Regions from separate parts of the Mus musculus genome. Here all the other regions are linked to region 1. Evidence: chromatin loops called from intact Hi-C (ENCODE). Cell type or tissue: heart. All regions are shown on one strand.

The links. Peaks named below come from ENCODE experiments on the same cell type or tissue, not always from the same donor. Only the 100,000 strongest peaks of a DNase experiment are listed, where the experiment ranks them.
Region 2: a loop joins it to region 1, with 6 times the contacts of the local background. A loop is called at or near these places in 10 of 42 quality-filtered maps.
Region 3: it touches region 1 in a loop (7-fold over the local background); 38 of 42 quality-filtered maps call a loop at or near these places.

Annotation. Positions count from the first base shown.
Region 1 is chr11:72,425,220-72,433,219 of GRCm38, forward strand. No RefSeq gene overlaps it. Among named protein-coding and RNA genes, the nearest start is that of Ggt6, 6.3 kb to the right of the region's middle. In heart, CTCF peaks have their summits at 1,872 (motif pointing left), 2,071, 3,561 (motif pointing left) and 4,412 (motif pointing left); DNase peaks (open chromatin) are centred at 3,592 and 4,342; H3K4me3 peaks cover 783 bases; H3K27ac peaks cover 686 bases.
Region 2 is chr11:72,365,774-72,373,773 of GRCm38, forward strand. Gm34317 (a long non-coding RNA gene) reads left to right here. Exons shown (of 7, transcript XR_003949575.1): 5 at 2,358-2,483; 6 at 4,564-4,673; 7 at 4,815-5,082. Among named protein-coding and RNA genes, the nearest start is that of Gm34317, 7.9 kb to the left of the region's middle. In heart, a CTCF peak has its summit at 4,303 (motif pointing right); no DNase peak of the experiment used is centred here.
Region 3 is chr11:72,337,742-72,345,741 of GRCm38, forward strand. It overlaps Tekt1 (tektin 1), which reads right to left. Exons shown (of 8, transcript NM_011569.3): 7 at 7,845-8,000; 8 at 6,976-7,230. The coding sequence ends at 7,023. It overlaps Gm51867 (a long non-coding RNA gene), which reads left to right and starts at 1,929. Exons shown (of 3, transcript XR_003949578.1): 1 at 1,929-2,182; 2 at 2,466-2,599; 3 at 7,349-7,849. In heart, CTCF peaks have their summits at 4,984 (motif pointing right) and 6,306 (motif pointing right); a DNase peak (open chromatin) is centred at 5,000; H3K27me3 peaks cover 1,408 bases.

The DNA of each region.
Region 1 (8,000 bases):
TCTGTTTATTGTAAACAAGATTAAGTAATGTTAACCTTAGGTCAAGAGGCCAAGTTGACAGTGAGAGAACATAGGGAAAAAAAAAACCATAGAGAATAAAAAGAAGTCAGGAGGATGGATAGAGAGAGGCACAGGAAGCAGATGGGAGGGACATTCAGTTTGAGGGGTTTTGAGACACCATGGAGAGGAGAGCTTCCTGTTGACTGAGGAGGAAGATGAGCTGGGTGCTCTCTCTGCCTCTCTGAATTAGCAGGCTTTGACCCCAGCTTCTGGCTCCTGAGTCTTTATTGGCAGTTCTTCCTAGTCCTACCCATGCTCTCAGCAGGACTTCTCAGCTTTCCCTCCCCCCCTGGAGCAGCCCTCTTTCCTTCCTTCATACACCTTCACAAGACAATGACATCATGCATTAAACTTTCTTCTGCACAAGAAGAAACATAGAACAGAGGTGACCAGGGGCGTAACAGGCAGGAGAGAATTATTATTTGATGCTTACAGAACTCATTGTGCTGGGCTCCAGTTTCTGTCTCAAAAACCTAATAAGTGACTTCCATGTCTGGTATTGATTGCCTTAGAAATCGTCCACCTGAAAGAAATTAGAAATCTAGAAAAATGGCTAACAATGAAGAGAAACAGAAAAGGAAAGAAATATGGAGAAAATATACAAGCCATGATTTTAGACATTAAATAACAGGTCGCCCAGATCCCTGAGAAGAGAGAAATTATTTGTGTGAGATCCTAGCTCCTAGCCTCAGAGCTTCAAGGAATGTTTGGTCACAATACAATGAGGAAGATACCAAACAGAGCATGGAGTCTCACTGAGCTGCGGAGGAAAAGACTGGAGTTCTAAATGGAAAGCAATTTGTAAAACCTTCGTACTGAGAAAATACAAGCATCGTTAAAAAAAAAAACAAACCCTCCAGATGTCTACACAAGAGTACGCTGGAGGGTTAACCAAGAACTGATGCTCTCCTGTGTGAGAACAAAATACCCAAGGCCAGGAAAAGGGTTGTCACAAAGTAGTAGGCCAAAAAATGTCTGGAATTCACACAAGACTAGAAATAGTCTAATGAAAAGCTCTTGTCACCCATCAATCACTGCATTGAGTCCTCAGAAAGATCACACATTAGTAGCAGAATTAATTAATCTCAAAATAAAGTCTTCCTACCATAATAAGGCTTCAAAGGAAGTCTGAATGGATCAAGAGCATTCACAAGTGTTTTACAACATGCCAGAATGAAACCCAACACTCTACAAAGGAGTATATCAAAATACAGCACTCAGCAACATAAAATTTACAGCATCTAGTACCCATTTAAAAATCACCAGGTAGGCTGAGGATATAGCTCAGCTGGTAGAATACTCCCCTAGTCTGCACAAAACCCTGCATTATGGGCTGGAGAGATAGAGAACAGTTAAGAGTCCTGGTTGCTCTCACAGAAGGCACAGATTCAATTCCCAGCATCCGTCTACTTGCTGGCTCATGACCATCTGTGCCTCCAGTTCCAGGCGATCTGATGCCTACTTCTGGCCTCTCTTAGGCGTTAGGTACATACATGGTGCTCAGATATGCCTGCAGGCAAAAACACACATACACACTAAGTAAACTTTAAAGCCATGCATTCATTTAATCTCCACTTCATCAACTGAGTATAGGGGCACGTGTCTGTAAACCCAGGAAACAGAAGGAAAAGGATTAGAAATTCAAGGTCATGTCCAGCTACACTGTGAATTTGATACCATCCTGGGATGAAGAAGACCCTGGAGAGATGGCTCAGTGATTAAGAGCACTGTCTGCAATTCCAGAAGCCCTGAGTTCAATTTTCAGTAATCATATGATGGCTCATCTATAATGGGATCTGATGCCCTCTTCTGGCCTGAAGGTGTACATGCAGATAGAGCACTCATACATAAAATAAATTTAAAAATTTAAAAACAAACAAAACCCCCAATAAACAACAACAACAACAACCCAAAGACAAAATTATTTTTTTAAAAAGGGGGAGAGGAAGACTGGAGAGATGGCTCAGCAGTTAAGAGCACTGACACATTGCTCTAAAACCCTTCTAGTAGAGGTCCTGAGTTCAATTCCCAGCAACCACATGGTGGCTCACAGCCATCTCTAATGGGATCTGATGCCCTCTTCTGGTGTGTCTGAAGACAGCTGATAGTGTATTCATATACATTAAATAAATAAAAAAATAAAGAGAAGAAAAGAAGACTCTGTCTCAAAATGGAAGGAAAGGAAAGGAAGGAACCAAACCACACAAAGAAATTTACTCATTACTTGGAAAAAATATAATTATTACTCTAAAGAGATGACTCAGCAGTTAAGAGAACTTGTAGAGGGCCTGAGTTCAGACCCCAGAACCCACAAACAGCTCACAAACACCTTTAACTCCAGGTTCAGCAGATCAATGCCCTCTTCTGTCCGCTGTGGGTACCTACATACACGTGCATACACATATATACAGACATACACATAAATAAAATTAAACAAAACACATTTTTAAAAACAGGTTTCAAGTCAACCAGAGCTACCACCAAGACACTGTTTCATTGAAAGCAAACAAAAGCCCCATGAACAAGCCTAGCTCTGTACTGTTACCCCACCATTATCTGTCTATAATATACAGCAAACACAGCATATTGATTACTGAAACTTTGTAAAAAGTCTTAAAAAGTGGATAGCTTTGGTCTTCTCACATATTTCTTTTTCAAAAACATCTGGGACTGGATTTTAGAATTATCTTTTAAGAATGACAGTCTACAAGATGACCATTTATCAAGATGATGGTTCTCTACTGACAATATTGAGTTTCCAGGTCCATGAACATGGTATGTCTCTCCATTCACTTAGATCTTTTGTTTATTTATTTAAATATATATATATATATATATATACATATATATTTAATTGTAACTCTTTTAAAAATGTATCTCAATTTCTTAAAGACTATACTATTGGAAGAAACCAGATATACACAAGTACACACTGTATGATATATGACTTTTATAATATTTAAGCCCTCAAAACATGATTCCTATAAACGTTTAGAGATAGAAATAATATCAGCAGTTTCCAAAGGTTGAAAATATTAATAAAAAGCAAGCAAAGGAGTATGAGTGACTTTGTGGATGTTGAAAATGGCTGTAGAGTTGATTGATGGTTGCACAGATGAACACTGAATTTTACATTATGCAAAGTAGACTTCAATAAATTTGATTAAAAAAAAAAACAGGTCGTGGCACACACCTTTAACTCCAGCACTGGGACAGGGGCAGAGGCAAGCAGATCTCTGTGAGTTTGAGGATCAACCTGGTCTACAGAATGAATTCCAAGGACTACATAGTGAGACTACCTGAAAGACAAAAAAACAAACAAAAACTCCAATGGGTAAACGACTTGTTAACTAGTAACAGTTTTGATAATAAAGTGAAGAACGTTGCCTGATTGAAAACTAGCACCTCTAAAATCTGTCAGGGAGTGGAAATATGACTGTATCCTATAAAACAAAAGAGAGCCAGACTGAAGGACAAGAATAGAACCCTAATAAAGGTTTCCCAAGAGCGCCACCTGGAGGCAAAGTAGGCCCTCACAGCAGCCACTTAACACCTAGAGGCGGCTGTGTACCAAACCCACGTGACTTACAAAGCCGGAGACCTCTGTGCAACTCATGGGGGGGTGGGTGGGGGGTGGTGGTGGCTTGGGCTTCGTTGTTCCTTCCCCCTCCAGCCAGCTTCAGCTCTGGGGGAAACAAAAGCCACCAAGCAGGGAGTGAAAAGAACCCAAGAACAGATACATAAATTCCATCTTTCTCTGTCTCTGTCTCTGTCTCTGTCTCTGTCTCTGCCTCTCTCTCTCTCTCTCTCTCTCTCTCTCTCTCTCTCTCTCTCTCTCTCTCTCTCTCTCTCTCTGTCTCCCCACCCCCTACACACACCTTTTCCATTACCTGCTGCCTACTCAAACAGAACAAGGAGTTGCAAGAAATAATTTTTTTTGTAGAAATAATTTTTTTTAACTCTAAGTAATCTCGAGTTTGAGTGAATTAGGGAAATTTATTGGCTTGTTTTCAAATTATTGTTATTTGTGTGTGTGTGTGTGTGTGTGTGTGTGTGTGCGCGCGCGTCCTTCCCCACCTCTCGATGTTTCTTGTGGTAAATATACACAGCACAAAATGTACTGTCTAACCACACAACAGTTCTAGAGAGGCCAGGGCGCTGTTGCCCTTCAGTTCTTTGTCCTCTTCACCCAGACGTGTAAATCCCCCTTCTGGTCCCTCTCTTTTCCCTTTCTGGATGGTGGCCCTGCAGTACTTTGTCTAGGTTGCCTGTAGAAGGCACTTCCTCTTGACAGGCAGGTCCAAGCTCCACCCAAACCAAGCCTCACTGTGTGCCACTGCCATCTTGTGGCCAATTTTCATATGATTGCACTTCCCAATTTCTAGACATTTCTTCCCTCACCAAGATAAAAGAGAAATAATAACCCACTGTAGAAAGGTCTTGTTGGTGTCAGGGAGGAGACCATAGAGGAAGCAGCCAAAACCTAACAAACATTTACTTCCATATTCCAGATCTAAAAGTAAGAAGATTTAAGCTAGGCATGGTAGTGCACAGGCTGTGAACTCAGCACTTAGAAAGCTGAGGCAAGAGGATCACAGGTTCTAGGCCAGCCTACGCTAACACAGTGAGATCCTTCCTCAATAAAGGACTTGACAGATGGCTCAAAAACCCATACTCCTTTTAAAGAAGACCCGAGTTCAGTCACCTATAACTCCAAGTGCAGGACAACCTAACTCCTCCTCAAGCTCCTGCACTTATATGTGAAAACACACAGAGAGACATACGCACATACACATAAAACAAAAATAGTAAAAAAAACTTAAATAAATAAATACTTAGATAAGAAGGCTCAGTGTATACCTAAGTATGATCCCCAGACCCCGAGTAAATGTGAAAGAACAGATCTGATCAAAATTGTCTCTGACTTCCCCACATGCTGTGATGTGCATCTCCCACAAATACATTCCATGTACATGTGTGCACAATAATAAATAAATAAGTTAGAAAGAAAAGAAAAGGCTAGTGCCCAATGGCATATCGGAACTTACTCCACCCCGAGCCCTAGTCCAACCCCCAACCCTCCACTGCCCTCGACAGAGTTTCTCTGTGTTATCCCTGGCTGTCCTGAAACTCACTCTGTAGACCAGGCTGGCCTAGAAGTCACAGGGACCCGTCTACCTCTGTCTCCTGGTGCTGGGATCAAAGGCATGCACCACCACAGTTGGCTATTTAGAGAGTTTTGAGGCAAGATCTTACTATGTAGCCTAGATTGTTGATGAACCCACAGCCTCCCTATTTCAATCTCCGGAGTGTTGGAATGACAGGCTTGTCCTAAACAGGGAAAGGGGGTCTCTGTTTTGTTTTTTGTTTTTTTAAAAGATTTATTTATTTATTATATGTAAGTACACTGTAGCTGTCCAGAAGAGGGAGTCAGATCTTGTTACAGATGGTTGTAAGCCACCATGTGGTTGCTGGGATTTGAACTCCGGACCTTCGGGAGAACAGTAGGGTGCTCTTACCCACTGAGCCATCTCACCAGCCCTCTGTTTTGTTTTCATTGTGCAGTGCTCAGGATGGAACGCTGGGCCTTGTCTGGGATTGCTTTTGTCTTGTCGTTTTTGTTTTATTTTGCTTTGTTTGAGACAATGTTTCAGACAGCACAGTCTGACCTTGAACTCCTAATCCTTTTGCCTCCACCACCTCAGTACAGGGATTATATTTCTATGCTTGACTTCCCAAACTTCTTTCTTTCTTTCTTTCTTTCTTTCTTTCTTTCTTTCTTTCTTTCTTTCTTTCTTTCTTTCTTTCTCTTCCTTCCTTCCTTCCTTCCTTCTTTTCTTTCTTTTTCTTTCTCTTTCTTTCTGTCTTTTATTGTTGTTGTTTTTTTTCGAGACAGGGTTCCTCTGTATAGCCCTGGCTGTCCTGGAACTCACTTTGTAGACCAGGCTGGCCTCGAACTCAGAAATCCGCCTGCCTCTGCCTCCCCAGTGCTGGAATTAAAGGCGTGTGCCACCACGGCCCAGCTCTCTTTCTGTCTTTCTTGCTATTGATCATTTGTTTGTTTGTTTTCTGTTGTTTTTATTTTTGAGAGAGTGTTGCTCTGTGTAGCCTTGGCCATCTTGGAACTTAACTCTGTAGATCAGGTCAACCTTGAACTCAGAAATCCACCTGCCTGTGCCTCCTTAGTACTAGAATTAAAGGCATGGGCCACCATGCCCAGCTTTCTTTTTTCTTTTGCTTTTTAATGATGTGTATCTGTGTATTTGGGTACATGCATATGGGTTCAAGAGGGTGGATGCATAGGAGAGGAGAGGAGAGGAGAGGAGAGGAGAGGAGAGGAGAGGAGAGGAGAGGAGAGGAGAGGAGAGGAGAGGAGAGGAGAAGAGAAGAGAAGAGAAGAGAAGAGAAGAGAAGAGAAGAGAAGAGAAGAGAAGAGAAGAGAAGAGAAGAGAAGAGAAGAGGGTGTTGGTCCCTAAAACTGGACTTACAGGAAATAATGAGATGCCTAATATGGGTGCTGGGAACTGAACTCAGGTTCTCTGCAAGAGCAGTGTATGTTTTGGGGCTGCTCCTAACTGCTGACCCCCTTGTTTTGTTTCTTAAAAGTGTCTCACTAAGCAGCTTTGATCCTGTAACTCTCTTGCCAGGAGCTCTGAGTGCTCCAATTGCAAGCATGTGGGACTGTACCCAGCATCTCTTTTAAAAGAAAAATTTAATGTATATCAGTGTTTTGCCTGCATGTATGTATGTGTACCATGTGCAGTGCGTACCTGTGCCCAATGAGGCCAGAGGAAGGCATCTGATTCCCTGGAAATGAAGTTCTGACAGTTGTGAGTCACCTTTTAGGTGCTGGAAACTGAACCCATATTATCAAGAGCATCAAGTGCTCTTAACGGCTAAGCCATCGCTCCAGCCCCTGTACCTACTACTTTTTACAAAATTAACATATGCTTGGCCAGGCGTGGAGTTGCAAGCCTTTAACCCCAGCACTCTGGAAGCAGATGCAGTCGGATCTCTGTGAACCCATCAGCCTGGTCTACAGAGTGAGTTACAGGATAGCCAAAATTACACCGAGAAACTCTGTATTGGAAAAAAATTCTTTATTATTGCCAGGCTTGGTGTTTTACCTTCAGTCCTAGCACTTGGGAAGCAGAGGTGGTCTGGAAGTCTCTGAGTTTGAGGCCAGCCTGGTCTACAGAGCAAGTTCCAGGACACCCAGAGCTTCCCTTTCTAAAAAACAAAAATAATTAGTTTTAGAGATAAGATAATACAGACTATATAAATGTGATATTATGTAATGTTTTAGATACATGTATGCATTATACAATGTTTAAATGAGGGTAAAAATCTTTTTCTCCACAAACATTCTTTGTCATGAAAACATTCAAATCCAGCCGGGCATGGTGGCACATGCCTTTAATCCCAGCACTTGGGAGACAGAGGCAGGCGGATTTTTGAGTTCGAGGCCAGCCTGGTCTACAAAGTGAGTTCCAGGACAGCCAGGGCTATACAGAGAAACCCTGTCTCGAACCCCCCCCCCCAAAAAAACCCCAAACAAAAACAAAACAAAACAAAAACATTCAAATCCTTCTAGTTTTGAAATGAAGTCGTGCACATCTGTAATCCTAGCACTGAAGTTGAGGCAGGAGGATCTCAAGCTAGAGAACAGGCTGGGCTACATAAAAAAGACTGTCTAAAAAAAAAAAAAACCGGTTCATACATACATAATTAGTGGTATAATACATGGTTGTTACCTACAGTTATCCTGCTGTGCGGTCGCACACTTGAGCTTTTAGACCCGTTTTAGCTATAAACACATCACCTACTGACCAGCTATTCTATTCTAGTCTCAACTTCTATGAGATATGGCCAATGTTAGTGTAGAAAACGAGGTTTTCATAAAACACAAAGTACATGCAGAAAAGCATACATAGATGTGC
Region 2 (8,000 bases), 59 kb before region 1:
GGATAAACAAACAAGGATACGATGGTTTATGCTCATCTAAATTTAACTAATAAGATTAGGAGTGAGAGGAAGAAGAGTGGGGAAGAAGTGTGAAGGATCTAACCAAATTTTAAAAGCAAATAATTGAAGTGATAATGTAGCCGGGAGGGCAAGTTGGAATGCCGTTATGGCCCACAGAGTTTCGAGATTATTAAACCTATGGACATCTGTAATTGAGAAGTAAAACTATGAGGGTGTATGGATGAGAGAAAGAAAAGACCCAGTAATAAGAAAGGGGTAACGGACCTGGAAAGATGGCTCAGCAGTTAAGAGAAGATCCGAGTTCGATTCCCAGCACCCACGCAGTGGCTCACAGCCTCTGAGTAGAGAGAAACTGTGTTTCAGTAAGCTGTGTAAAGAAACATAAGCGACAGTCCTGCCATCTAGATGAGCCATACACAAACAAGAGCAAAACCAGCATGACACACGCATGCAAGAGCAAAAGATAAATGATAGGAAATAAACATAATTCTTATGAGGGGATCGCTGCCACAGCCGTGCCTGGTTGAAGGGCAAGTTCCTTTGCCTCTGGCTGGCTTCCCACGGTGCTGTTGAGAACCTCGACTTATTTTTTGAGACGGGATCTCTCACTGAACCTGGAGCTCTTAATCACCCAGCCAACGCTCCAGCCCAAGGCAAAGAACTTTCCTTTCTAGTTCTATAGAGGACGAAAGAAAAGAAAGGCAAGAACTCCTTCTAAGGCCTATGGTAGTGGTGGTGGTGCACACCGTTAATCCCTGCACTTGGGAGGCAGAGGCAAGCAGATCTCTGAGTTTGAGGCTAGCCTAGTCTACAGAGCAAGTTCTAGGATAGCCAGGGCTACAGTGAAACTCTGTCTTGGGGGTTGGGGGGAGATTTCTTCTGAAATGAATCTACCTTTGATTAGTCATAGGGAACTATATCACATACAGTCAATATACTATTATTTTATATAATCCTATAAATCTAATTATTAGATTAAATATATTGATTAATAAATCAATGGAATTAATTTATTAATGTAAATAAATTAATACATCATTATACTCACTGAACATTGCCTTGGAGATGGTAATTAGGCCAATACTGACAAGACATATGACCTGGCATAAAATAGACAACTTGTATTGTTTTAAAATGAATGAGCCAATTTTAACACATATGTGCGCGCGCGCACACACACACACACACACAGAATTAAGCAACTATATTTGGAGATTTTTAAAGGCTTTTTTTTTTTTTTTTTGAGACAAGGTTTCTCTGTGTAGCCCTAGCTATCCTGTAACTGGAAATGTAAACCAGCAGGCTGGCCTTGAACTCAGAGATCTGTCTGTCTCTGCCTTCTGAGTGCTAGTATTGAAGGCATGTACCACCACCTCCCAGCTAAAGACTTTTTAATGTGTAATGTGTGTGTGTGTGCCTGCATAACCTTACATGCACCATGATTGTGAAGGTACCCTTGGAGGCCAAAAGAGAGCATCAGAGACCCTGTAGAACTGGAGTTACAAGCAATTATGAACTGCTTAATGTGAGTCCTGGGAATGGAACCCAAGACCCCTGCAAGAGCAGTAAGTGCTCTTAAGCATTGAGCCATCTCCCCAGCCCGTCTTTTTGTTTTGTTGTTTTTTGAGATAAAGTCTCATGATGCTTTCTTGACTGGCCTGGAGCTTTCGGTGTATATCAGAGTGGTCTTGAACTCAGGGAGATGCACCTGCCTCTACCTCTCAAGTAGAGGTAGGGTTTCAGGTATGTGCTACCACACCCAGCTCTGGGCTGTATTTTATAATGCAGATAATTGAATCTTTCTGGGGAAAAAATGTGAGAGCTTTTACCCCCCTTGAAGAATTTTTTTCCCATAAAGTTTGTGTCTAACAATCCTTAAAAAAAATCCACACTCAAAAGTGTGCTGGACATTGAATTATCCTCATTCTTTATGAAGACATTCTCTCTGGCACATTGACCAGACCCAAAGACCAGGTGTCCAGCAGATCGAGATGGTAGTGAATCCTGCTGTGAACCAGCTTTTCCTCCAAAGGTTCAGCCGCAGCGTGGTCTCTAGAGTTGTGAAAGGTATTGTAAAATCAAAACTTATTAGTAAAGGTTATATGCTAATTATTGCCAGTCACCTTAAACTGTAATTATAGATGCTCTAGCTGGGTGAATCAGGACTGTTTGTGATGTTCTATTTTAAAGTACTGCTCAGGATGTTGAACACATGCTCTTAGTAAATACTTGTCTCCTGGCACTCACGTGGGACAGGCAATCTGTGGTCCAGACCATGGAAAATACAAATATGAGTCTTCTTGTGCTTTTTGGCACTGTCTCCTGTCTCCTGACAGCCTTGAAGGGCCTGCTGCTGAACCTTGGCAACATCTCTCCGAAAGGAGGCGGGAGATCTGCATCCCAGCCACAGGCTGCTTGTCCCAGACTCCACTGCACACCTGCCCAGTCCAGCTCCAGAACGGGTACTCGCTCTCTCCTTCCTGTGGCCTCCCTTCCCTTGGGTTTCCCTTTGCAGCAGGGAGCAGAACATGATTCTAAGGTTGTCTTTGCGCTTAGACCCATTTCCTTTGCTGATGAGATTCAAGAATGGTGTTTTGTGCTGTGCCTGAGTGCCCGGTGAATAGATCCCTTGTGTTCTAGAAGAATCGCAGTGCCTGGTTGCTCATCACCATTGCTGGCCCTGGCAGCTCTGAGGGGAAACCAGCTTGGATTTCAGCCTCGGGGATTAACATCTCAGAGGCACATAAAGCTGCCTGAAAGTCAAGAGGAGGCAGGGTAACGATGCATGGGGCTGTTGTGTGGTTAGTTTGTCTTTTGCCATTCATGGGGCACAGCAGCTGAGGCTGATGAAGATCAAACAGCCAAAAAGCAGAACCCACGGAGAGGAGTTTCCATGGAGAGTGGAGACCACTGTCCCTCTCATAGTCAGCTCCACACATGGGATCATATTCACCACGGGATGAGGGAAGTTCATCTCCTTCCCTCAGTGACTGGGGAACCTGGAAATTATATTAGTAAAAGGAGAACCGTATAGTTTGTTGGTATTAATGTTAATGTAATATTAGCATGCCTGGAAGCTTCACCCACACAAAGTCAAAGCCAGACATGAATCTTAGCACTTAAGAGGCTCAAGCAGGAGAATCCTGAGTTCAAGTTCCTGCCTGGACGACAGAGCAAGGTCCCATCCAGTCTAAGCTACATAGTGACACTTGTCTTAAAAAATAAATCAGTGAATCAAGACCTTGACTCTCTCTGTGTCTCCCTCTCTTTCTCTTTCTCTCTCTCTCTTTCTCTGACAGAGACAGACAGACAGACAGACAGACAGACACACACACACACACACACACACACACACACACACACACACACACACACACACTTTAGCAAATAGCACTTAGACTGAGGGCAGGGGCAGCTTACATATCTTTTTCACAGAAGGCACTGTTACAAAGTGACTAGCCCTAAGGGAAGGGATAGGGACCTCAGACGTTCTGGGAAACATACTGGGAAAAGCAAGAGCTCTGTCATTTGGCTCTGTTTCTGCAGACACATCTCAGGATGACTTCCCTGCACCAGCAGGAAGAGTTCTGGCTGGCTGGTCAGGAGAAATCCTCCTGTTATCCGGGAGAGAAGAGAGACATAGAAGTTTCCTGAACTAAAGCTCCTCCACAGCTTGTGGCTCAAAATAACCTGCCGTGATGGCGTAGAGAGGCGAGGGTGGGTCCTGGCTGTCTTCTGGAACTTTATCCATCTCGAAAAGGCTGCACTTGCCCAAAGGGATGTTTGGGGGACATTTTTGCTGGTGCTAACAGTAACTCTTAGAGAGGCTGCTCTCTTCACTCCTAAACTATTGGGAACGTTGTGAGCCTGCAGGAAACTAGAGTGACGGAGTCCATGGACCCAACAGATGGAAGAGCTACTTCTCTAAAACCTCACAGTTCAAGCGGCTGAAAATGAGGTCATTTAAAGAGTCTTGTTTATGTAGCAACATTGTATCTTCCAGAGAGCCCAATAATATCAATAACAAATAATGAACGGAGTCCTGGTCAGTCCCATGGAGTTCTGGTCAGTCACACGCTTTCTCATTTGTCTCCATCAGTCAAGTGTGAGAAGAGCAACCCCTTCAAGGGCTTCTGTAAGCACCAACAAAAATGTCCCAAGCCATCCTTTTGGGCCAAGCTAGCTTCTTTCCTGCTGGTTGTGCTAATTAATGATCCAGAAGAGGATGAGGGGACGGGATGCCTCTTCCAAATGTTAGGAAATCACTACAATTCACTAGAGGGCACTATGGTGGCTAGTTTCTAATCCCCTTTCAGGAGCAGGGAGGAAGGAAATTTGTAATCAGTATTTTTGTGATGAGAGCCACTCTGAGAAAAACGAGCATCAAATACCACCCTCACTACAACAGGTGTCTCGGTGTGATATAAAACTAGACGTTTCAGGAATGGTTTTTAAGTCTCTCCGACAGGTTGTTTAAAAAGCAAGCTGCCAGCCTCTGAAGGCAGGCCAGCTGTATTTGGTTGTTGGTCTGTTGCTATGCAGTGTAGTAGAAGCTACAAACAAAATCAAGATCATATTTCCTCTGCCTCAGCCGTTGGAAGAGCTTCCCACACGTACGGAGCATCACCTCCTGCAGTGCCTGGAACTCCGAGGTTTGCAGGGGGGGCTAAATTGGGAAAGAGGACGACGGTGGTGGTCAGTTTTCATGAACTCTGTGCAGGACCAGTTACCTCATCAATCCTCAGAACAGCTCAGTGTGTTTAGATGTTATTAGTGTTATCTTCATTTGACAGATGAGGAACTGAGCGCCTAGAGGACTGTTGGCCCACTGGACACAGAGATCTTTGGTGTGGGGTTGAGATTTAAACTGGTCTGCTGGAAGCTGAAGAAATGACTCAGCAGTGAAGAGCACATACTATTCTTACAAAACATCAGAATTCGATTTCCGGCATCCACATCAAGAGTCTCCTGGAACTCCAACTCCTAGGGGATCCAGTGTCCCCTCTGGTCTCCGTGGGCACCTGCATTCCTGTGCACATACCCCGCCCCCACCCCGCCCTGCCCCACCCCCCACATTTTTAAATAATTTTTTTAAACCAGCAGGGTGAAGCAAGGTGTGGTTTATGCTTTTGACCATAGCACTCAGAAGACAGAGGCAGGCAGATCTCTGAGTTTGAGACCAACCTGGTCTACCAACTGAGTTCCAGGACAGGCAGGGCTGCAGAGAAACCCTGTCTGGAGGGGAATAGGAGGAATGGGAAACCTGGCTGGATGAACAGTAGATATTTCTAGGCAATTAGTAAACAGAATAGCCCAGTTAACTTTGTTACAAGTTAGAGAGGTTTTTACCTTGTAAAAAGATGAGATGAGTAGAGAAAAATTTAAGGGTGGAAATTTTGAAAGGACACTAACTGCTGAATTGCAAGGAGACAGGTTCGAGTCAAAGAGTGGGACCATTCCAAGTGAAGCTTAAACTAATTAGCAAGTGAAACAATGTAATAGCAGCCAACACCCTGTGAGAATGGACTTTCTTCTTCACTGTGGAACCCTCAGAGCCCTGAGCTTCACCTACTGGTAGGCTTCCAAAATAAACAAACAGACAACAAAAACAAAACAAAACCCCAACCCTTCAAAAGGTTGCTTCTGGCATCAGGGCTGAGTCTAGGATACACAGAATTTTGCCCAAGTTCCCAGAATTCTTATGTTCATCCCAGGATTTTAAGAATCCTTATAATTACTGTCACTAGAACGATCAGATGCCAGGCACTACGCAAAGCATTTCATTTGGATTAGTTCGTGACAACTCTATGTAGTGGGTATAGTGTCTGTCCCTGGGAGTGTCATGGGTTGACCCATCTCCTGGGAACTTTACCATGGAAGGCATGTGCAGAATTGATTGAGAAGGTATATCTTGCCCATCCTTCTTCAAGCAAGACAGTCAAATCTGATTTTGGAATACAACTCTCCCTGAGTTAGCCTGGTAGGCTGCTCACTGTCTAGAATCCTTCTAGAACCCCGACAAGTGGCAAATAAAGGCATGAAGGAAGCATGAACCCATAAGAGAATAAAAGAAGGGAAGTGATGAGTCTGGCCAAGGGCCTGACACTCCAGCTCACACCACTTAGTTACCAAGACCCAATGAGCATCTCTGAAAATATACATACATGTAGCATTATATGAACTGAGATGGCTGTGTTTATTTATTTGAGAGTACACATACACACATACCTACACACACATACACATTTGTAGAAAAAAAAAGGAGGCCATGCATTTGAGTTGGGAAGGGTTAGAGGGAAGAAATGGAAGGGGTAAATGATGTAATGATATTATCATCTCAAAAAGTGAAGAAGGAGGAGGAGGAGGAGGAGGAGGCGGCGGCAATTTTGGTTTGGTTTGTAATGTTTCCCCAAAGACTACTCTGTGCACTGTTGAGAAGCATGAGACCTTTAGGAGGTGAGATTTAATGGCAGAAAATAGGACACTGGAGACATGCTGTTTGCAGGTGATACTAGAACTCTGGCTCCTTTCTCTCCTCTCTTTCTCTCCTCTCTCTTTCCTCTCTCTCTCTCTCTCTCTCTCTCTCTCTCTCTCTCTCTCTCTCTCTCTCTCTCTCTCTCTCTCTCTCTCTCTCCTCCACTCTTCCATGCACCTTTACCATGCATGCATCCCCATCATAATACATTGTATCACTCCTCCCTCCCTCATTGCTGTCAGAACACACTGTGTTGCTCCAGACCCAAAGTTCCAAGGACCAATGACCACAGACTGAAACTTTTGATACAGTGAACCAAAATAAACCTTTGCTCATTATAAGTGATTATCTCCAGTATTTTGTCACAATAACAGAGATCTGATCAACACAGTGGTGACATTTCACAGTGGCGACGTTACTATTCCAAATGCTTAGGGTGAGTGTTTCGGGGTGGGGGCTTTCCTATTTTGGAATATTTACATTGATTAAAAATCCCTAATCTGAATTTCTAAATTATGAAATGCTCCAATGTCAGTGTCACAGGGGGCTCTAATGCCAGGTTTTAAACTTTCAGGTTAGAGATATTCAACTTGTTACAACTGAAGAAAGATAAAAATAAAGAATTGCCCCCCCAAAAAAACCCAGTTCACAACTAAAAATATTTTAGTAAAGAGCAGAGGTAAAAATGAAGGAAATTATAATAAAAACAGCATTATTGTGCAGTAATTCCAACAGAGAACACACATAGACAATCTTAAAGGTAAATAGAAAGTCTGTATTGCCGGCCAGTGAATTTGCACAGAGAATTTGCCCAAATCATGTAGTCTGGATCCTCACTGCCCTTTGTATTTTATGTACACAAAACCCACATCTTGATTGACACACTTTGATTAGTAAGAATACTTAATGAGAAGAAGAACTATGAAAGGCAAAAGGTAAAGATTTAGGGACTTCCTTCGATCCTGGAACTAGTCCATCTAGGTCTTTGATAGATTCGGTCCTTGTTCCCATTTTGATAGTTACTGGGTCTATGTGCTGGGGTCTGATCAGAATAATACCTCCAGTTGTGCTAAGGACTGAAGGCCTGTTAAAGTATCATTTCCCAAAACAAAACAAAACAAAACAAACAAAAAACCCAAGCACCTACAGACTGAAAGGCCCACTCTGTGTCTGGCACATCTAAATGGAGACTCAAATAAAGGTCAAGAGGCATCAGCACAAACCTCGGAGTACTCAGAGTGAAGAGAGGATTCTAGAGCACCCAGAGAAAAAGTGCCTGCGAACAACCGGGAGCCGGGTGCGGCTGCACTTCTCTGTGGTCACACAGGAGCTAGACATTTATCCTTTCAAGAAACTCAAGTGTTGGGAACTAAAAAGGGGGGCCCAGGGGAAGGTGGGGGGAAGCCCACACCCCGCCAGAGTTTTACCTATTCTCTGGTCAGTCAGGTCATCCCTGGGTGGGCATCCAAGCCTCTGACCCACTCTTCATGGGGTGGCCAGAGGC
Region 3 (8,000 bases), 87 kb before region 1:
TTCACTCACCTGGGGCCTGTGGTCACTCACCCCTTTCCAAACTTACAGCAAATTTAAAGGTAGGGAGTTTAAGCCATCCTGGGAAACAGACTCGACAGGATTAAGATATTAAGGCCTCAAGTCACTCCCCAGGATTAAGGTATTAAAGTCTCAGGTTGGATCTGGAAACTTTAAACTCAGACTCTAAATCTGAGATCTGAGTCACAAGGAGCCAATTACCAACCATGCCACACTTTTTCCACACGGCATCATTCCTTGCTACGGAATTCCGCTATGGTTGTAAAGGGCCTGCAGCCTGAGTTTGAATCCTATGTTGGTGCCCTCCCAGGTCTCAGTTTTCCCACCTATAAAATGGAAATCACATACTGCACTACACGTCAAGCATGTCTCAGTGTCAGGGGCCACATTCATGTGCAACACTATACCTATAAGCCTATCATACCCCCTACTTGGTTTATATTTGAGATTGTAAAATAATTCCTAGGGACCTCAAAACACCCAACTCTTCGATAGTCTGGTAACAGATTCAGCCCTTCCTAACCCTTTGATTTTGTGTATGTTGTACCACTGTGTGGAATGTCCCCTCCATTCCCACCAAGTTACATCTACTTATCAACACCACACTCAAGAGTGGCCTTACCCCCAGCATGCTGCCCCCCCCCCCACACACACACACACACCACCCCTGTCAGGCAGCCAGGCAACCATAGCCTGCCACAGCTCTTTGTGTCAGAGCCATGAAAATTCATTCGGAGTCACTGATGGGGGGGCGGGGGCAGTCAGTGTGAGAGGACTGAGGGTCTCTCAGAACCAGGGGCTTCAGAAAATGACTGGAGCTGAGGACAGGGAGTTGTACTGGTGGGGGTGTGGCCTGCTCTTGTCACTTTTCTTGGTACACTGGCTGCCACTTTTTCTCTCCCATCATTAACTGGCTTTCTGTTTCTGGTTCACATAACAGACAACAGCTGTCATCCACGCTCCAGAGCCTCTACCCAGAAGGGCAGCCAGATGGAACGGTGGCTTTTCTTTCCCAAGTCCAAATTCCTCGGGAGAGGGGCTTCTTGACCCAGTATTTAGTAGCAGCCTCTCCTTGGCCCAGTCAACTGTGGTGGGAAGAAAAGAGGAGGCTGGGGGCTGCCAGGTCATGTGGAGGAAGAGGAAACGTCCCACAGTGGGGAACAGAGCAAGATGATACCTGCTGTTTCCATGGAGCATGCTTCAGATAAGCAGCAATGTCCCCCATACTGTCTGATCTCAGCAGGGCCATTCACTGTGTTCCCTTCAACATGTATTGGTTAACATCTTAAAGGAGAAAATGATAGAAATTTCTAGAAGCTTCAACTAAGAAAGAGCATTTACAGAAAGGACTGGTGGTGAACTCTGCATGAAAGGATCAGAGAGGCTCGCTTCTCTCCAGAGCCCTTTGGGTGCTCCCACCTTCTGTGTGCTTCCTTTTCAAACTCCTGATTCCTAAGATGCAGTTGATGAACAGCTTAGCTCCAGAGAGGGCAGACTTGGCCACACAAGTGTGGCTGAGCAGCCTTCTGTGTGCACTGCATGGTTCTCAGAGAAGAAAACCTCTGGAAGCTGGAAAGTGACCTCAGGGCAGTTGTCTGGAAACTCAGGGGTGAGGATGGGGGTGGGGGGAACATGGGTTATGAAGCTTTCTGCCCCCCTCTCTAAATCTCTGTTTAAGAATAACCATTTAAAAGCTGAGTAGTGGGGGCACACACCTTTAATCCCAGCACTCAGAAGGCAGAGACCAGTGAATCTCTGAGTTCAAGACCAGCCTAGTCTACAGAGCAAGTTCCAGGACAGCCTGGACCCACACAGAGAAACCATGTCTCAAAACAACAGCAAAAACAACAACAACACAGACACATGAAATGCCAAGACCTGGGTTACTGCTGCCGGTTTAGCCTACCATCTTCTGCTGTTACTAAGAAACTTTCTCATTCCCCAGTTGATTGCATATTCTGTTATGCTCTGTGCCTTGGTGTCCTTGGAAACCAGTCACATTACAGGTCAGTTAGAACTGCTTTGTACAGTTAGCCACAATAAGCTTGGACCCGAACCAACCGCCCAGCAGCACTTCCTGCACCTGTGTACGAAGTTTATGATTTTTGCTTTTATAAGCTGCTCCTGGGATGGACCCCAACATAAGAGAGACACCTGCACCAATGTAAGAAGCCATTTGGAATAAGACTTCCATTTTGAGTAGGTGTCAAGTACAGTTTCAAGCTCCCGCAATCTCCCTGGGAACTGATGTCCTACTTGGCAGAAAGAGTCATCTACATGGGTACTGACATCCTGGGCAGCAAATTAAGATATGAATGTTAGACAAGGCAAGTCCCTGTCACAGTTCAATGCCCAGCAAAGACATATTCCTAAGGAAATGCCCTATTCCTAAATCCTGAATAACTTGGCACAGATGTCTGTGAATTTCAGGCTTAAAATCTCTATAGGATCCTGGCACAGAGTTGCAGTCTGCATCCCTGATCGATCACTCCGGGGGGAAACGCTCGACAGACTATCCCGGTGAGACTGAGATCCGTGTTCCTGTGGTTTGTGGAGTGACGCCTGGACCCCAACATGAAAGGTGAGTGTTAATTTCAAATAGATCTTTCTGGACGAGATCTGATTGCAACATGTGTCACTCCACTGATTGCCAGGGTTGATTAAGCTGATCTATCTGGCTAGGCAGGTGTCCCCCTCCTCCCTCACAACTCCATGTTCTTCACAACCTTCCCTGAATGCAGGAGGGCCAGCCTTCAGTTAAGGGTAGCTATGTTCACCTGCTAGAACCTCCAAACACGCTATCAAACAGGTCTTTTGGATGGGAGTCCTCAGCTTGAGGGTCTTCTGTGGATGCTGAAGTGACGGGCGTGAGCCGACACACAGCTCATAAGACCGCTGCTTTTTACACTGTTTTAGTTGGCTTTAAGTTTTATGACCTTGTTTTCAGCATATTCACCTTCATCATCGCTTCCTACCACACAGACAGTTCTAATTGCCCATTTGCAGTAGTAGTGCAAAGTAAATGTGCTGCCTGTAAAATGAACCTGTTTGAAAATGCTTTATGGCTGGATTAGAAGTCAAGACCTTGGCACCGAGTGGCTGTCGGTCTGAAAGGGTTAGCCATTTTGGTGAGTTCCAGGACATCCAGGGCTACACACTGTCTCCAAAAAACAACAACAAACAGAAAAAAATAAGAGTAGACAATTATTTCTCACACTTTGGGAAAATTTGAATGCTAGGTTAAGGAGCTGGTAGAGTGAGGATGACAAAAGCCAGTTTTGGATTCATAGATGATGTCCAAACTGGACAGCAAGAAGCAGCAAGCTCTCGGGACATATTTTTTTTTAAGATTTATTTATTTATTATATGTAAGTACACTGTAGCTGACTTCAGACGTACCAGAAGAGGGCGTCAGATCTCATTATGGGTGGTTGTGAGCTACCATGTGGTTGCTGGGATTTGAACTCAGAACTTTCCCAAGAGCAGTCAGTGCTCTTACCCACTGAGCCATCTCACCAGCCCCATCAGGACACTTTTAAAGTCACTGATCCCATGCAGGAAATCCCTGGCCCTCCACCCCTCTGTTTAGCTCAACCTGTCACCTCTCATAGTGGAACCCGGTTCCACTCCTTGCTGAGCTAACCGAACCATGAAAAGGTGAAACTTTAATACTTTCTCTCTCTCTCTCTCTCTCTCTCTCTCTCTCTCTTTCGTATTGATTATGGACAAGTTCAACTTTAGTCCTGTTTAACAAAGCTCAAGTTTAAATGACACGTGACTTAAAGGATAGCATCTAAAATTTTTATTGCCTACAAATAATGTTCTTGCTTATTTTCTGTATAGTGCCTCACTATGTAGCCCAGGCTGGCCTTGGACTATGTAGCCCAGGCTGGCCTTGGACTCACTATCCTCACAAGATGAATCCCCACTGCACCTATCAAGAATATGGCTTACGTTATCATGAAAAGACATCTGGTTTGAATGGGTAGAGAGGACTGTAGCTGGTGGACTTGGTAGCTACCAAGATTTTGACAGCCTCGGGCTACTGCAGATGTCCCCTGTAAAATGGACCAGGACAACTTTCTTGGTTGAAACGTCCTCATTCCAGACGAGTGCCAGAAAGTGACAAAGTGAACAAAGACAAGTTTGCCCTCTGGGAATTGTGGTGCTCCTGGATTTCATATTTATATATGGAGAAATGTAAATCATGTTCCCCACAATGCCTGCCCAAATTGCATTGCATGACTTTTTTTTATTGGTCTGGCCTGGGTTTTATGATCCCTCTTTACAGATGGGGAAACTGAGGCTCAGGAAGCTGTGAAACATGTTCTGGATCCTCCACAGGCTGACTGATCACGGATCTGCTCTGCGCTGTATCTAATGCAGAGCCTGGCACTAAACAAATTCAGAGCCTGGGGATGATTTTCCTAGAACGGTGCTGGCCGTTTCCTAGAATGTTGTTGTCGGGCCCCATCCCTGTGTTGAGTCGGCAGAAGCTCTGAGGTCTGCCCTCGGTTGGAAAAGAAGATAGTTTTGCCCTTCCGGACCAGAGCAGCAGAGCGCCCACAAACTTTCCACTGGGCCCTGAGGCAGAGAGTTCACACCTTACTCAGGGTGTGAGAAGGCATTCAGAAGGGTGGTGTTCAGACCCTGAGTGGTTGAGTCACAGAACACCAATCGGCATTGGGTCTTTCCATTTCAGTTCAGTCACTTGCTGATAGCAGAGAATAAATATCCAGCTCCTAACCTCCTGGAAGTGGGATCCGTATCCTGAGATGGTTTCGTGCACCCATGAAGTGCCCCAGATCTAGGAAGTGTCAGACATGGGAGGGCCTCTAGGCTCTCTACTCAATCCTCTCATTCTACTGGTGACCCTAAGAGGGAGAGACACATTTCTGGCAGGGTCAGTTCTAGAATCCAGGTCTCCTGGTTTTCTGGCTGGAGCTGGTGCTCACCACCTACTGTCCACTAGGTGTCAGGATTCCAAAAGTTAACACAGAGCAGAGGCAGCCGTGGCGACTTAGTCCAAGCAGCTGTCGACAGCCAGAGCTCTCTCTGGGAGAGCAATGGCGACCACGTGGAAAATGGCTTAATCATACCTTTCAGGAGGTGTGTAATCGTTGTAGCAATGGTGCAGCAATGTGGAGCATGGTTGCAACACACAATTGGGAGGAAAACAATACTGTAAAAACTGATCCCTGTGCAGTTGGAATTGTGGCAACATGGGGGTTGTGTTCCAAAAGGCTTGTAGTTATTTACTTCCTTCTGAGACAGGCTGAGGGCAGGGCTCTAAACACAGACTATCTCACTCCATCTACAGTAATGCTAGGCTGTGGGGGGGGGGGGGGAGAGCGAACCCATGCAGGTATATAGAGGTCATAGGTCAACATCAGAGTTCTTCCTCTATTGCTGTTCATCTTGTTTTGTTTTGTTTTTAAAGATTTATTTATTTTATGTATGTAAGTACACCACTGTAGCTGTCTTCAGACACACCAGAAGAGGGTATCAGATCCTGTTACAGATGGTTGTGAGCCACCATGTGGTTGCTGGGAATTGAACTCAGGACTTCTGGAAGAGCAGTCAGTGCTCTTAACCGCTGAGCCATCTCTCCAGCCGCCACCTTGTTATTTTTTTAAGATGGGGGTGTCTTGCTGAATCTGGGGCTCACTGGTGTGGCTAGACCGGCTGTCCAGTGACAGAATCCTCCTGCCTCCGTCTTCCAGCACTGGGACCACACACACGGCCATGGATAGATTTTTTTTTCATATGGGTGTTCAGGATCCAAATTCAGGTTCTTATACCCACACTTTACCCACTGAGCTGTCTCCCCATCCTCACCAACACCTAGTCTCTATAAAGAATTGTTTTTTTTATTACATGCACATACACCAGCTGTGTGTTTGGGGTGGGGCGGGGGGGGGGAGTGGCCATGGAGCACGTGTAGAAGTTAGAATACCACTAGTGGGAGTCAGTTCTCCCACCATGTGGGTCCCAGATATCAATCAAACTCAGGTCTTCAATCTTGGCCATAAGTGCCTAAGCCATCTTGCCTATTCCTTGACCCCTTTACTCTTAACCATTGTTAAGAGATTCAAATCCATAGCTTGAATTTGAATCCACAGCTCAAATTAATTTTTTCTTTTTTATTACTGCTAATTTTTTTAGAGTGAAAAATGCAACAAAATAAAAACACGCAGTGACTACTAAATAGTCTAGAATCAAACATGAAACGATGGAGTTTCTCTTCAGGAAGGAAAACTTAAAGGAGTATAAAACTTCCTGCCACCACATGGGGGCGCTGAAAGATGCAGGCTGGGCAGAGACCTGCCTTCCTAGCCCAGGTTGCTGTCTTTTCCAGCTGTCGATCAGAAACTGCAGCAGCTCTTAGTGTAGAATCCTAGAGCAAGCACACGTGGCCGCTGCTTTCAGAACCCTCTCCTGGTCTTTGAGCCAGGGACATTTCCTTTCTGACTTCACAGACACGGACACAAGCAATTCTGCTGCCTCCTCCCTGCCCGCTAGATTCAGCTTTAAACCTCTAAACAAGCGAGAGCCCTATCTTCTCCTAACAGCCTTCTCTTTCATCTGATTCTGACACTTGCATGGACTTGCGATGAACTGCCAGGAGGTGGGAGGGGGCATCTAAGCTTCCTAGGGCAAATGGATTGCATCCTATTCCATGAGAAAGGAAGGGATCCCTTGGATAGAAAACCCAGCCCCAGCTTGAGAGTAGGATGACTCTCTAATGGCTCCATCCCCTGGCCCCAAGACCTCTGCGATCCCTATGTCTGGTGCTGACACCTAGCATTAAATTGTGAGGTATCTTCCTCACCAACAACCATAGTAGAACAGAACCTTGTCCCCAGGTCACAGACCCAAGCCGGCCTGAGGTGTCCTGCCAAGAGGCTGCGGCAGGCTGCCCAAAGTTCCACCCACCTGAAATGAGAGCTCTGTGCTAACTCTTGTCTTACGATGCAGTTTAATAAGGCTCTGAATGGCTCCTATCAGCAGATGGCCTCTGCGCGGATGCCCCCCTCCCAGGCCCCATGGTCGTCGCCGTCTCGAGGTGGGATGGACTTCCTCATCTCCATACACAGCACCTGGTCGATATAGATGGTGTTCTCCTTCACCTGGATTTCCTCCTGCAGGGCCAGCTGCCTGCGGTACAGGGCCTTCAGCTGCGTCTGAGCCTGGGCCAGGGTTTCCTTTAACCTGAGAGAAGAACAGCGTGAGGGATAATCACATGCTCTGGATCCTTTGTTCCAGTGGGAGAGGGAACGTGCTTGGATATGCAGTCAAACTGATATTTTTATTTCCCTTGCTTCTCTAGGCAGTGCTTCCTGGCTGCTGGCTACAGCCAGGCTTATGACACATGTTGGTAGAAGTAGCAGCATACACCTTTAATACCAGTGCTCAAAGGATGGGTCATGACTGAAGAGCCAGCCTGGGCTACATAGAAAGTTCAAGGTCACCCTAACCTATTTAATAAGAACTGGTCTCAGAGCAAGAGTTGGGAGATCTTACTCAGCGACAGAGTTCTTGCATAGCAAACCCAAGGCCCTAGGCTTTATTTTCAGCACTGAAAAGGAAAAGCCAACACTTAAAATGGCAGATATTACCTAACATCTGGATTTGGACATTATGACAAAATGTCTTGACATTGAGCTCTGCTTCATGAACGACAGCTGCTTTGGTTGGAGTTAGCAGGCCTGACAACTAGGAAGGCATCCTTCCAATGCTACAGAGCCAGCAGCACCCTTTGCTGTGCCCCCACACTGCAATTTACAGTGCGGGCTGAAGTCACACCCCAGCACAGGCCGGCCCACCTGGCAACATTGTGGTTGATCTCCTGAATCTCCTTGATCAGCCGATACTGGGCAATATCTCGACACAGCTCCACGTTCGGCCGGTGCGTCCTGGTCTCCAGGCGTGTGTGTGCTACCTTGGCTGGCCCTTCTTGCTGCGTGATGGCATTTTCAAGA